Linked DNA regions of Homo sapiens: regions 2 and 3 are each linked to region 1. A link is a contact called in ENCODE Hi-C or POLR2A ChIA-PET data. All regions are on one chromosome and are shown on one strand. Each heading gives the region's core, a stretch centred on a gene start or an enhancer-like site at or near the end of the contact. The rest is flanking DNA. Distances are from core to core; before and after follow the strand shown. Region 1 holds the start of ACLY (ATP citrate lyase). Region 2 has its middle 9.9 kb from the start of GSDMA. Region 3 holds the start of KRT10-AS1 (KRT10 antisense RNA 1).

The links. A loop is a pair of places that touch in the nucleus more often than their neighbours do. ChIA-PET counts read pairs that join two places held with the same protein, here RNA polymerase II (POLR2A). Pooled maps may share reads with other maps.
Region 2: a loop to region 1 is called in a map of ascending aorta, with 15 times the contacts of the local background. The contact joins the enhancer-like site here to the promoter of ACLY in region 1. A Hi-C loop is called at or near these places in 1 of 168 maps with a recorded cell type or tissue (ascending aorta) and 2 of 50 pooled maps. POLR2A ChIA-PET finds 5 or more read pairs at or near these places in 1 of 52 experiments (B cell).
Region 3: a map with no recorded cell type shows a loop between it and region 1 (9-fold over the local background). The contact joins the promoter of KRT10-AS1 here to the promoter of ACLY in region 1. A Hi-C loop is called at or near these places in 1 of 37 single-sample maps with no recorded cell type and 4 of 50 pooled maps. POLR2A ChIA-PET finds 5 or more read pairs at or near these places in 1 of 52 experiments (PC-9).

What each region holds. Positions count from the first base shown.
Region 1 is chr17:41,916,919-41,921,008 of GRCh38, forward strand. It overlaps ACLY (ATP citrate lyase), which reads right to left and starts at 2,033. Exons shown (of 29, transcript NM_001096.3): 1 at 1,962-2,033. RefSeq lists silencers at 1,436-1,675, 2,156-2,415.
Region 2 is chr17:39,951,051-39,955,140 of GRCh38, forward strand. No RefSeq gene overlaps it. Among named protein-coding and RNA genes, the nearest start is that of GSDMA, 9.9 kb to the right of the region's middle. RefSeq lists silencers at 1,727-2,246, 2,287-2,336. Within about 2 kb of position 1,786, at least 16 of the 41 ENCODE cell types and tissues checked have a DNase peak (open chromatin) inside an H3K27ac peak, as active enhancers do; they include ascending aorta, where a contact is called at or near this core.
Region 3 is chr17:40,817,757-40,821,846 of GRCh38, forward strand. It overlaps KRT10-AS1 (KRT10 antisense RNA 1), which reads left to right and starts at 1,389. Exons shown (of 3, transcript NR_160888.1): 1 at 1,389-1,452. It overlaps KRT10 (keratin 10), which reads right to left. Exons shown (of 8, transcript NM_000421.5): 2 at 3,279-3,361; 3 at 2,755-2,911; 4 at 2,506-2,667; 5 at 2,293-2,418; 6 at 1,761-1,978; 7 at 1,031-1,405; 8 at 361-726. The coding sequence ends at 720. RefSeq lists an enhancer at 1,899-3,098.

The DNA.
Region 1 (4,090 bases), core at 783-3,282:
CAAATCACGAGGTCAGGAGTTTGAGACCAGCCTGGCCAATATGGTGAAACCCTGTTTCTACTAAAAATACAAAAATTAGCCGGGCGTGGTGGTGCACACCTGTAGCTACTGGGGAGGCTGAGGCAGGAGAATCGCTAGAACCCAGGAGGCGGAGGTTGCAGTGAACCGAGATCCACCACTGCACTCCAGCCTGCCGACAGAGCAAGACTCTGTCTCAAAAAAAAAAAAAAAAAAAAAAGAATATTTGCTCTAGTGGAATCAGCAAATACCTACAAATACCTATCTGGGTTTGGGACCGCTCCCCAGAACGTCTTAGTCTGCCTCCCCAGTAGCTGAATGTGCTGTCAAACAAGTAACAGATGATTGGGCTGAGCTTGGACTCCAGGAACTGTTACTTGGTAACAGCTAAATGTGTAAACCATTTGGGGGAAATCATGCCAAGGAACCTGAAAACACACACATACACACATTCTCTAAGGGAGGGGCCTTATGAGCTGAATGGAGTCTTTCTGCAGACGGGTGAGTGACCCAGGATTGAGTTCACTTTTAGCAGACACTGAGAGAAGCAGCCCACACAGGAGGCTGAATGAAAGAAGCCTGTTCCCCAGAACACGCCCCTGGGACACAGCCAGGGGAAGGGAATCACTGGGGATGCTACTAAGGGTGCCTCTGGGAAAGACAAAAACACTCATTTGAAGGTTAGTATCTGCAGGATTGGGACTTACGTATGTAGGTATTTATTTATTTATTTTTTGAGAAGACAGGCAATCCCTGGAGTAAATTCTAGAGAGGCAGAATTCTGTGAGTGCCCCTTACTGCGGCAGGCATAGTGTCAGAACGGGGATGGAGCCATAAGCTGTCCAGTGTCTGAGGGGTCTTCCCACTACCGCCCCCCAAGCTGTTTAGGAAGGTTTCTAAGAGGTGAAAATCACCCATCTGGGCAAATGAGACCTACCAGCTGTCCCTCACCCCACATTTTAGTTCAGCTGAGCCAGCTGAAAACACAGAGGAAAGTTAAGGGTGGAGAGGAGTAGGCTAGCTGGCCAAACTGTGCTGTGCACTTTTCCTTATCGTCTCTTCCAAAATCCTCTTCCCAGGAAGACCTCCAGGGACCCCATAACGGCAGAACTCGGCACTGCACGGTATCTGCCAAGGTTGGAGACCGCGGCAGGCGCTGGGACTGGCCCATTGCCAGGCTCGACAGGAGGGCGGCGGCAGCATCCTCCAGCCCCTTGAGGACCTTTCCCCGGCCAGACTTGGCGTCAGCTCAAGGGTGGGGTGGCACCCCGGCCATCTGTCACTTAGGGGCTGGACTCGACGATACCTCCAGTGCGAGGAGGGTCCTTGCTGCGAGATTCCAGTCCTCGCGGCGAGACGAGGCGAGGCCTCGGGCACCCTGGGGCAGCCTGGCCCCGCGTGGCCCGCCCCGGAGGCGCGCATAGCTCATTCTCTCCACTTGGGCGTGGAGCTCAATTTTGTACCCACGGAACCAAGAAGGGCCTGAGCCCGGCCAGTGAGGAATCGGAGTGGGACCAGTCGCCACCGCTTTCTCTACTTCCCGTCCCGGCATCCGATGGGGGAACCCGGATGGAGCCAAAAGGCGTCCCGATGAGCCCGAGGAGCCTCGATAGCTGTGCCCGGGAGGGGTGAGGCGCGCCAGGAGGGGGACCATGCAATGTGGCAGAGGCAGAAGAGGCAAGGATGGCGGCAAGCCCCATGCAAACTCCCAGGAACTGGAATATGTGTGTGTCGCGCGGGGGGAGGGGAGGGGCGTCGACACGCGGCCACCGGCCGGGACCCCGGGCGAAGGCTAACCTAAAGCTAAGACCCTCAAAACTTCCGAGCAGGGCGCGTGGGCACCGAGCCCGCGTCGGGGAAGGCGGTTCCGGGTTGGGGGACGGAGGCAGGAAGCTCCTAGGGCGAGCGGGCTCCAGCCAGCGAAAACAGCCTCCCGTGCTCACCTCTGCCGAAGTCCGTGCGCGGCGCTTCTTCCACAGGCCCGACGAACCCCGCAAAATCCGGAGCACCCCAGCAGCCGGTAGCTTCCCGGGATCCGGCTTTTGTCCCGGCCCAGCCGGACTTTTCCCCGCCCCCATCGGCTCGCGGCGAGAACGGCCCCGCGATTGGCCACACGCGTTCCCTAGCCTGAGCGCCAGGGCTCCTCCCAATTCGCTGCTGGCTTGGCTCCGCCCCACGAGGGCGGGCCCCGGGGCCTGCTGGGACTTGTAGTCCCGCTGGCCCATCCACCGCCTCTTGGGAGCCTGCGGGGCCGGGGCGGGGCCCCGGGTGGGGAGATGGGCCGGGCTAGGCTGGGAGGAGAACGCGCGGTGCTGGGGGTTGTGGCCTGATCGCTTGAGGGGCTGGACAGATTGCCACTCGGGGAGTTGGGGGAGGGGCGGGTAGGATTAGCCCAACTGGCTGTAACGCAGCTTTGGGACCTGGAGTACCCTTGCTCCTTCCCTTGGGAGAAACGGACGTCTGCATCTCGGCCGCACCGAATCCGATTGCTTAGACAGTCTCCTTAAGCAGCAGTGTCTGGCAGGCCGCTTTCCTTTAGCACGTGGAGCCTCTCTCCTCCCTGGACTCTCCCCACTGGGCCGATGAGGCAAGGCTGAGCCGAGGCTAACAGAGCATACTTCCCAGTGTGGGATAAGGCAGGGGCCGCGGTAAGCAAGTGGGGCTAGGAGGGTGCAGGCACAGCGCTGTCCGTCCCACTCACCTGCTCGCCTCAGCACGGATCAGGGCGGAGCTAGGAATTCAATGCGAGATTCCAGCGAAGGGCTGGAGCCATCCCAGACAGTCTCTTGTTCCCACCAACCACAGGCTTAGACACTGGAATGAATGAACTGCTGTCTCCCCCTTCTCCATTACCTGAGACAGATCGAATTTTCCAAACCAAAAACTGGGACATCCAATCTGACAGGTGCTGGTGAACTTGTGGGGCAGAATATGTGAAATCAGTCCTGGAAATCAGGACATGTATTTACCACTCTGACATGCTGCAGCCTCCCTCCCTACCTGCACCCCAACCCTGTAGGTCCGGAGCTGCTCCCTAAGCCTAACAGCTGTCTAGCTCCAGGAAGGAGGCCAAAAGCGTCCACTGACCGACTCAGGTGAAGAGGTCAGCCCAGAATGCAGGGAAGCAGCAGGCCTGTCCCCCTGCCAAGCACTTTGGGTCATACTCACACTGCAACAGTGTTGCGACATTTGCAGACAAAATCTTCTCCAAGACCCCCTCCCCCAATCCTGTTGCTGCCAGGAGTAAGGTAACTGAACTTGCTACCCATGCCTGAATCAAGTGTTCCCTGATGATGTCACTTTCTGGTCCCTTCCCTCCCATTCATCTTTTTGAAATAGCAGTTCCTTATCACCTCTCTTCTCTTGTCCTAAAATGGGGGTGGCCAGTCTTGGTGGCTCACACCTGTAATCCCAGCACTTTGGAAGGCCAAGGTGGGGGATCACTTGAGGTCAGGAGTTCAAGACCAACAAGGCAAAACCCCATCTCTACAAAAAATACAAAAATTAGCCAGGCATGGTGGCACACGCCTATAAATCCCAGCTACTCTTGAGGTTGAGGCATGAGAATCGCTTAAACCCGGGAGGTGGAGGTTGCAGTGAGGTGAGATTGCACCACTGCACTCCAACCTGGGTGACAGAGAAGGATTCTATCTCAAAAAAAAAAAAAAAAAAAAAAAGATACACTCCAGGCAAGGCATGCTGTCTCATGCCTGTAATCCCAGAATTTTGGAAGGCCAAGTCAGGCAGATTGCTAGAGCCCAGAAGTTCAAGTACAGCCTGGGTAACATGGTAAGAGCCCCCACCACCACCATCAAATCTCTACAAAAAATAAAAAGACCGGGCGTGGTGATTCACATGCCTGTAATCCCAGCAATTTGGGAGGCCTAGGTGGGTAGATCACCTGAGTTCGAGGTCAAGCGTTCCAGACCAGCCTGGCCAACAGGTGAAACCCTGTTTCTACTAAAAATACAAAAAATTAGCTGGGCGTGGTGGCAGGTGCCTGTAATCCCAGCTACTCAGGAGGCTGAGTCAGGAGAATCGCTTGAACCCAGGAGGCGGAGGCAGGAGAATC
Region 2 (4,090 bases), core at 536-3,035, 2.0 Mb before region 1:
TCTCCCACCATCTGCCAGGGTTCCCTTCTTTCATTCTCTCCCATCTCCTCCCCTCCCCTCCCCTCCCTGCCCTGTGGACAGCTGCATTTCCCAGGGCTCTCTGTTTCCACACGGGAGCATCATCATGGCCTTTCTCCCCAAGCAGTGGGTCACTGGGGAGGAGAGCTGGAGTCACAGAGTACAGTGTGAGGGAGGGAAGGGGAGGGGAGGCGGCCTCCCAAGGGACGGTTCCTACTCTGAGCCAAGCCCTCAGAGCTGAGCTGAAGTCTGGAAGTTTGGAGTCTTCCATTTCTGTTTGGGCTCTGCCCCCCAAACCAGCTGGCGACTCCACCCCCTCCTGGGTCCCTCCCAATCCCTATTCCACATCCCCTGCTGTGTGGCTCCCTAATGCCTGCACCTACGTGTCCCCTCCTGGAGGCAACACTATATATATTGGGTGCAGGGGCGGGTGGGGGTGGGAAGGGACAGAGAAGTCAGAGACAGCCAGTGCCCAGTGCCCCATTTCTTCTTTTTTTTGAGACAGAGTCTCGCCCTTGTTGCCCAGACTGGAGTGCAATGGTGCGATCTTGGCTCACTGCAATCTCCGCCTCCTGGGTTCAAGCAATTCTCCTGCCTCAGCCTCCTGAGTAGCTGGGACTACAGGCGCACACCACCACACCTAGCTAATTTTGTGTTTTTAGTAGAGATGGGAGAGAATCCACGGGGCCCTGTCCCTCTGGGACACACACACACTCCCCTTCCAGTGGAATGAAATAGGAGAGATAGGGAGAGACAGTTTCACCATGTTGGCCAGGCTGGTCTCAAACTCCTGTTCTCATGTGATCCACCTGCCTCAGCCTCCCAAAGTGTTGGGATTACAGGCGTGAGCCACCACACCTGGCCACAGTGCCCCATTTCTGACCTTCACAGACATCCCCCATCCAAGAACAAGAAGCTGAAAATGCCCTCAGAAGGTCAGAGAAGCAGAGGGCTCTTCTCCCCATCCCCAACCCAAAGGTGGACAAAACCTTAGAAGGTGAGAGGGACACAGAGACCCCTTTCCTAAGCAAAGGAAAGAAATCTGTCAAGTCAGCAGCTGAAGCCCAGAGCCCCTTCGCAAGGGAAAGACTTTGGGGTGATGGTGGGTGGGATGCAGAGGGGTCCCCTGGACATTGGCGGGACGTAGTGCTGACTGTGATGGCAGCCACGGGTTTCTTGGGCCTTTTCGGTGCATCCTCCCCGCAAGCCTCCACCACGCTGTTCCAGGTAGGCTGAGGTTAGGCCCACTCAGGGCGGCACCTTGGCGCAGGACACCTCTTCCGTTTGGGCTTTCCGTCCTCGTGATTTCGCTCTCCATCTGACAGTCATCCATGGTGACAGGGTGTGTCCCTTTCCCCTAAACAGGATCCTCAATGCCCATCGGAAAACGTTGTAAGGCGTTGAGCCCCCAACGCCCCCTCACCACAAGACCCTGCTGTGACCATCTTTTCCTGGTGAGGAGAGTCTGCACGGGGGAGCAGGGCGCCATACCCCAGAAAGAAACCTCTGTGCCTGGGAGTGAGGGACTCGCTGAGTAAAGTGAGGTCGAAGAGGGTGGAGAGGGGTAGGGTCCCAGTCACCACTGTCCTGAACCCACAGTTCAGTCCGGGCCCAAGATGGCCCCACAGGAGCACAGGGGGTTTCGGGCGCTGCAGGTGGAGGTGAAGGACCAGCTGCGGTGCGGAAAGGCCTGACCCGGGCGGCAGATCGCCTGCGGAGAGAATGACCGGCTGGGGTGGAGGCGGGGCTGGGGTGGTGTGGGCGTGGCTGGGGAGGCGTGGCTGGTGTGGTAGGCTTAAGCAGTGAGGGCGGGACTGGGGCAGAGGCGGGGTTTGGGCGCTGAGGGCGGGGCTGGGGCTTTGAGGAGGTGGCTGGGGCTGGGGCGAGGCTGGTGCGGAGGCGGGGTTGGGGCGGTGAGGGCGGGGCTGGGGCAGAGGCGGGGCTGGCGGAGTGAAGGCGGGGCTGGGGTGGTGAGGGCGGGGCTGGTGCGGAGGCGGTGCGGGGGAGGTGTGGGTGGGGCTGGGGCCGAGACGGAGTTTGGGCAGTAAGGGCGGGGCTGGTGCGGAGGCTGGGCTGGTGCGGTGAGGGCGGGGCTGGGTGGAGGCGGGGCTGGGGTAGAGGCGGGGCTGGGGCGGGGTGGGCGGAATTGCGGGCTGCGGGGCAGAGATGGTGATGGCGTCCGGGGGGCGGGGCTGGGTGGACGGCCGGACTACAAGGGACGAGAGGCTGGGCTTAAGGTAGCAGGGGGCAGAGCGGATTGCCCAGGGGCGGGGCGGGATCGGGGACAAGGCTCAAGTGCTGAGGACCAGACATGCGCCGGAAGCCCAAGCCCGGCTAGCGAGTAGGAGGGTGGATGGTGGGGGATGATAGGCTAGGCTTAAGATGGCTGAGGGCGGGGATACAAGGTGGTAGGGCCAGAGATGGGCTGGATGGGGCGTGATCGGCCTCCTCCTGGGAGATCTCAGCCCACCTGAGTAGGCTTCTTCCGGCCGCAAGAGAGACTGGGGCCTGGCCCTGATGGAATGGCCATTCTGAGCGTGAAGACCTGCGTCCCCCTCCCTTCAGGAAGCTCCCTGTCTCTCAAATTTCAGGGGGATCATCACTTCCCATCTCTCTGCCAGGTTGATCGAGTTCTGGATCTACAGGAGCCAGTTCTGAGAGGGAGGACTGGGGGTAGGAACGGGGTCTTTGAATGGCTGCGGGACTGCAGGAGACTTCCAGCAACCTCAGCTCCATGTTGGAGGAACATTCTGTACCTGCTGGGTGCTCTGTGTGGTGAGGGTCAGGGATGAGGGTGAGGGCCATCCCTGATGTACCAGGCCTACTAGGTTAGGCCCAATGGTACCAAGCAAGACCTACCACAAAAGTTAAGGGTCCCAGTGCAAAATGAAAATGCAGGACTCCTTGCTACAAAAGTTATTAAGAATTATATTTGGCCAGACGTGGTGGCTCACGCCTGTAATCCCAGCACTTTGGGAGGCCAAGGTGGGGGCCAATCACCTGAGGTCAGGGGTTCGAGACCAGCCTGGCCAACATGGTGAAACCCCCGTCTCTACTAAAGATACAAATTTAGCCAGGTGTTGTGGCACATGCCTATAATCCCAGCTACTTGGGAGGCTGAGGCAGGAGAATCGCTCGAACATGGGAGGCGGAGTTTGCAGTGAGCTGAGACCTCGCCATTGCACTCCAGCCTGGGCAACAAGAGCAAAACTCAAAAAAAAAAAAAATTATATTCAAGACAGTAGCAGCAGAGCATTAAACGAAGCATGGGGCTGTGTGCAACTGCACAGGTTGCATGCCCATGAAGCCAGCCCTGATACCAAGCTACAAGCAGAGTGGGCAGGGTGCAGACCCTATTGTCCCTTCCTCCAAGGAAAAGGCAAGAGGGGCAAGCCCACCTACCATCCCTACGCCAGCTCATTTTTCCCAAAAGGGGAAAAGGGAACATACCATTCCAGGAATCTCCTCTCATCCTCTCCTGGAGGAGAAAAAATGAATCTGCCGCCCACTTCCCCTCCACGGACACACATGGGAGCTAACCCCAGTTCCCAGAGCCACTTTTTTTTTTTTTTTTTTTTTTTGGAGACGGAGTCTCTCTCTGTTGCCCAGGCTGGAGTACAGCAGTGGGATCTCAGCTCACTGCAACCTCTGCCTCCCAGGTTCAAGCAATTCTCCTGCCTCAGCCTCCCGAGTAGCTGGGATTACAGGCATGTACCACCACACCCAGCTAATTTGTGTATTTTTAGTAGATGGGATTTCCCCATCACGGCCAGGTTGGTCTCAAACTCCTGACCTCAAGTGATCCGCTCCCCTCAGCTTCCCAAAGTGCTGGGATTACAGGTGTGAACCACCACACCCGGCCCCCAGAGCCACTTTACAATGCCCTGCCCACAGAAGGAGGGAGAGCATGCCGTGTCCCTCATGCCCTTTCCTCTCCTTTACCCTCTGCAGAGCTGAGTGAGGTGCAACAGCAGCTGCTGGCCATGTCCAGGGAGAAGGGGATCCTTTCCCAATAGGTGGAGCTGGAGAGGGACCTGGGGGATGACAACGAGGAGAAAATTGAGTTTGAGCT
Region 3 (4,090 bases), core at 139-2,638, 1.1 Mb before region 1:
AAGGCAAAGGTGAGAAGTCAGGTAATTAGAAAATATAAAATTTCCAATTATTATTATTTTGGGGGTTTTATTTGAGATATTCCAGAATTTCCAGGATTGAAATAATTTAAAGCCAGAGAGCTGGGAGCCTTCCACATATTGTGTATCTTAAAGAGTAATATTGGGGATTTACAGACTTTACTCAGTGAATTTACTGACGGTGGTCTGAACATACATGATTAAAAAACTTAGAAAAGGCATGACAATAGTTCTGTCTTCCGAATTTCTGGATACATCAACCTTCAACTGCTATGGGTTACTAATCTTTAATTTTAAAGAGTATTATGTACTTAAGTAAAGATAAATTCTGACAAATTGGGATAGTTTGCATCAGTAAGAAAGTTTATTGAAATTCATTAGTAAATGAGAACAGAAAGTTGTTTTTCTTTCCATTAAAGAACACTTTCTGGTAAAGTGAAAAGAAGAAATACAGAAACCACAAAACACCTTGTAGACACCTTATTTTCAAGGTCTATTTCCATAGACCATCAAGACAGAAGTGTTTTCTTGGAGACTTTGTTTTCCATGCATCTGTAAATAATGGTCTGTGTGAAGGGAGACTCTTTCCTCTTGATGCAGTTTAATAGTAGTGTTTCTTGGTTTCTGATTCAACCATAGATGAAAGAACTCTACCGTCGGGCGCCACCTCTTCAATAATTGTCTTGATTACTCTGGTTTTGTTAGTATCTGTGTGAATGATGGAAAAAAAATTTTAAACAGTCTGTAGGGATCCTTAGTAATTAACAAGCAAATATTGTAAAAAGAAGGAAATTTCAACTTTACATTGTTAAGCCCAAAAAAATGCTTAAGGTATGACATTTTGATCATGCCATTTTTCACGGCTGGTGTTAAGAGTAGTTTGTGAACAAATGCAAACGGAACCGTCTCTAAGATTTTTAATTTTTTAAAACAACTCTAGAGCTTAAAGCGCAAAAAAACCATCACAGGAAGTTAAAACTAATTCTGATTACCCCAGCTAGTTTCTGCTGACCTTGGTCCCTTAGATGAAGACTCGCCCACGGACCCGGAAGAGGAGGACTTGTGGCCTCCGCTGGAGCTGCCGCCGCCGTATCCGCCGCCGGAGCTGCTGCCGCCGCCGGAGCTGCCGCCCCCGTAGCCGCCGCCGCCGCCGCCGGAACTGCCACCACCGTAGCCGCCGCTGGAACTGCCGCCGTGGCCGCCGCTGGAGCTTCCGCCCCCGTAGCCGCCGCCGGAGCTTCCGCCGCCGGAGCTTCCGCCTCCGTAGCCGCCGCCGGAACTGCCGCCGTGGCCGCCGCCGTGGCCGCCGCCGGAGCTTCCGCCGCCGGAGCTTCCGCCGCCGTAGCCGCCGCCGAAACTTCCGCCGCCGCGTCCGCCGCCTCCGGAACTAAACGGGGTGAGGTCACATTCGGTTATCTCTAACGTTGGAAAACGGTGGGTAGCTTTCCAGTTGCCGTTAATTTAGAAAATAAGCAAAACGTGTTGAAAAAATAAAACCCTGCCAGGTATATATTTTAAAACCCATCCTTTGAAAACAATGTTAAGTTCACAGAACTCTTAAGAATCATTTTGGGCCAAATTCATGAGAAAGTGAGATTGCGGTTGCGTACTCCTTTTTCTGTACTCTACCCTCTCTCCTCCCTTCCTCTCATTCTCTGGCATCTTCTTGGGGTTTAGATAAGCCTTGCTATCTGGAATATTGAATAAAAGAAACTGGGATAACTTTTCATTTTAAAATTTACCTTCCCTCTCCTTCTAGCAGGCTGCGGTAGGTTTGAATTTCATTCTCCAGTCGGATCTTAATATCCAGGAGTTGTTGGTATTCAGTATTCTGGCACTCGGTTTCAGCTCGAATCTGTTGCAACTGTTCTTCCAGAGCGGATATCTGGGCCTGAATCTGTGAGAGCTGCACACAGTAGCGACCTTCTGTTTCTGCCAAGGAGGCTTCCAGGGATTGTTTCTGAAACGGATTTTTTTGTGGCTTAGTGACTTCCTTGTTCAGTTGAGTATGGTGACGCTTATTTGATTATTTAGTAAGGCATTATATAGAAGAATAAGAAAATGAACAGAATTTGTTGTATGTTTAATGGCACCATTTCAGTTTCAGCACTTTTAGATCAACACTAGTAGTACTTTTCCTCCATTAACATGAGCTTCACTTTGTTTTCTCTTTCTTACCTCCAACTCTGCATTTTTTTGTTGCATTGCATATTCTTAGGTGAGCATGAAACTTTGTATGATAAAGTTGAAGTCATTTCATGAGAGTTAACATACCAAGGCCAGTTGGGACTGTAGTTCTATCTCCAGAGCTTGTACATTACGTCTCAATTCAGTAATCTCAGATTTATAGCTGGATATCTGTTCAATGTTATTATCAATTTCTGTAGTCAGTTCCTTGCTCTAGAGTATTAAAAACAAGGAAAAGGGTGAGGAAATTCTGAAATGATAAAACCTCCATGAGTTTCACTATAAGGAAGATTACTTTACCTTTTCATTGAACCAGGCTTCAGCATCTTTGCGGTTTTGTTCAGCAAGTTGTTCATATTGGCTTCTCATGTTATTCAGAAGTTGAGTCAGATCAACACCCGGGGCAGCATTCATTTCCACATTCACATCACCAGTGGACACATTTCGAAGGTCTTTCATTTCCTGTTTGAGGAACAGAAAGATTTATTGGCTACACGAGGACCATAATGAACTCTCTTTTGGCTGGGAAAAGTATAACTTTTGTGTCACCTCCTCGTGGTTCTTCTTCAGATAGGCCAGCTCTTCAGTCAGGCTCTCAATTTGCATCTCCAGGTCAGCCTTGGTCAGGGTCAGCTCATCCAGCACCCTACGCAGGCCGTTGATGTCAGCCTCCACGCTCTGGCGCAGAGCTACCTCATTCTCATACCTGAAACAAGCATGATATCAATACTGGTTATAACTTATATAGGGGAGATGTATCTGGGCAGAGACTATTTAAAAAGCAGCTACATAGTTGATCTCATGTAATGGCAATATTTGTCATGTACAGTTCTCTTAGAAGTAATAGTGGTTTAATGGAAAAAACCTTAGCAGTTACTTTAAAATGCATTTTCTTCCTTTAATATTGCCAAAAAGGTAACACTGACATGGAAAATTTCTCAGATAACTCCAATACTATTTAACTTTGGGTGAATTCAGAAAAATGTAAATGTTATTGAGGGCATCCCAAGTCATTGTTAAAAACCACTGATGTATTCGTTGTGATAGTATTATACAACGATCACTTAACTTACTTCAGCCTGAAGTCATCAGCTGCCAGCCTGGCATTGTCGATCTGAAGCAGGATGTTGGCATTATCAGTTGTTAGGTTGAGAATCTGGAGGGAGAGGCACAGTTATTTGAGAAGAGGTCAGATGCAGATATGGCTTTTGTAGTGACATAGATGCACTCTGCACTTTTATGTTGTTCTCTTACAAAATCTTGGGAAAATTTTTTATTTTAAATATGAAATATTGCAGGCTTACCCATATACTTAACTTTGAATTATTTGTTCTCTTGGAATTTCTCCAGTCTTGTATTTCTGTACACGAATTATTCCTTTCTGAAAACTAACTGGAATTATATAGATGTATTCCTGTAAGTGTGCCCTCCTCTTTTAGACTATGTGATTTCCATGTATTTCAGCCATGCTTTGGCTGACTCACACCTGCATTTGTTTAACTCATGATAAATACTAATAAATAAATACACTCTGAACTGGTACACAATAGGTACAATTCAGAAATTCCTTAGAGGCAAGCAGTGTCCCATTTTCATACTGGAAAATTTATTTTTCTTGCCATGTTGGTACTGAATATGGCTTGTTATCAGTCTGAATAACATTTTGTTCTGATTCATATCATGATTTTTTTTTTCAGTTTCTACATTTGTAAATAGCCTAGCATATTTTAACTGTGGACTCATTGTATGCTCATTAAAACCTCAAAAGTGCTTAGTAAATCTCCCATCCTCTTAAGACAAGTAGCACACTTGCTGGATGAAGATTGCCATGACCATAGTTTCACAGATGTTTATCTTTGATGAGACTGGGTTATTTTTGAAGGAA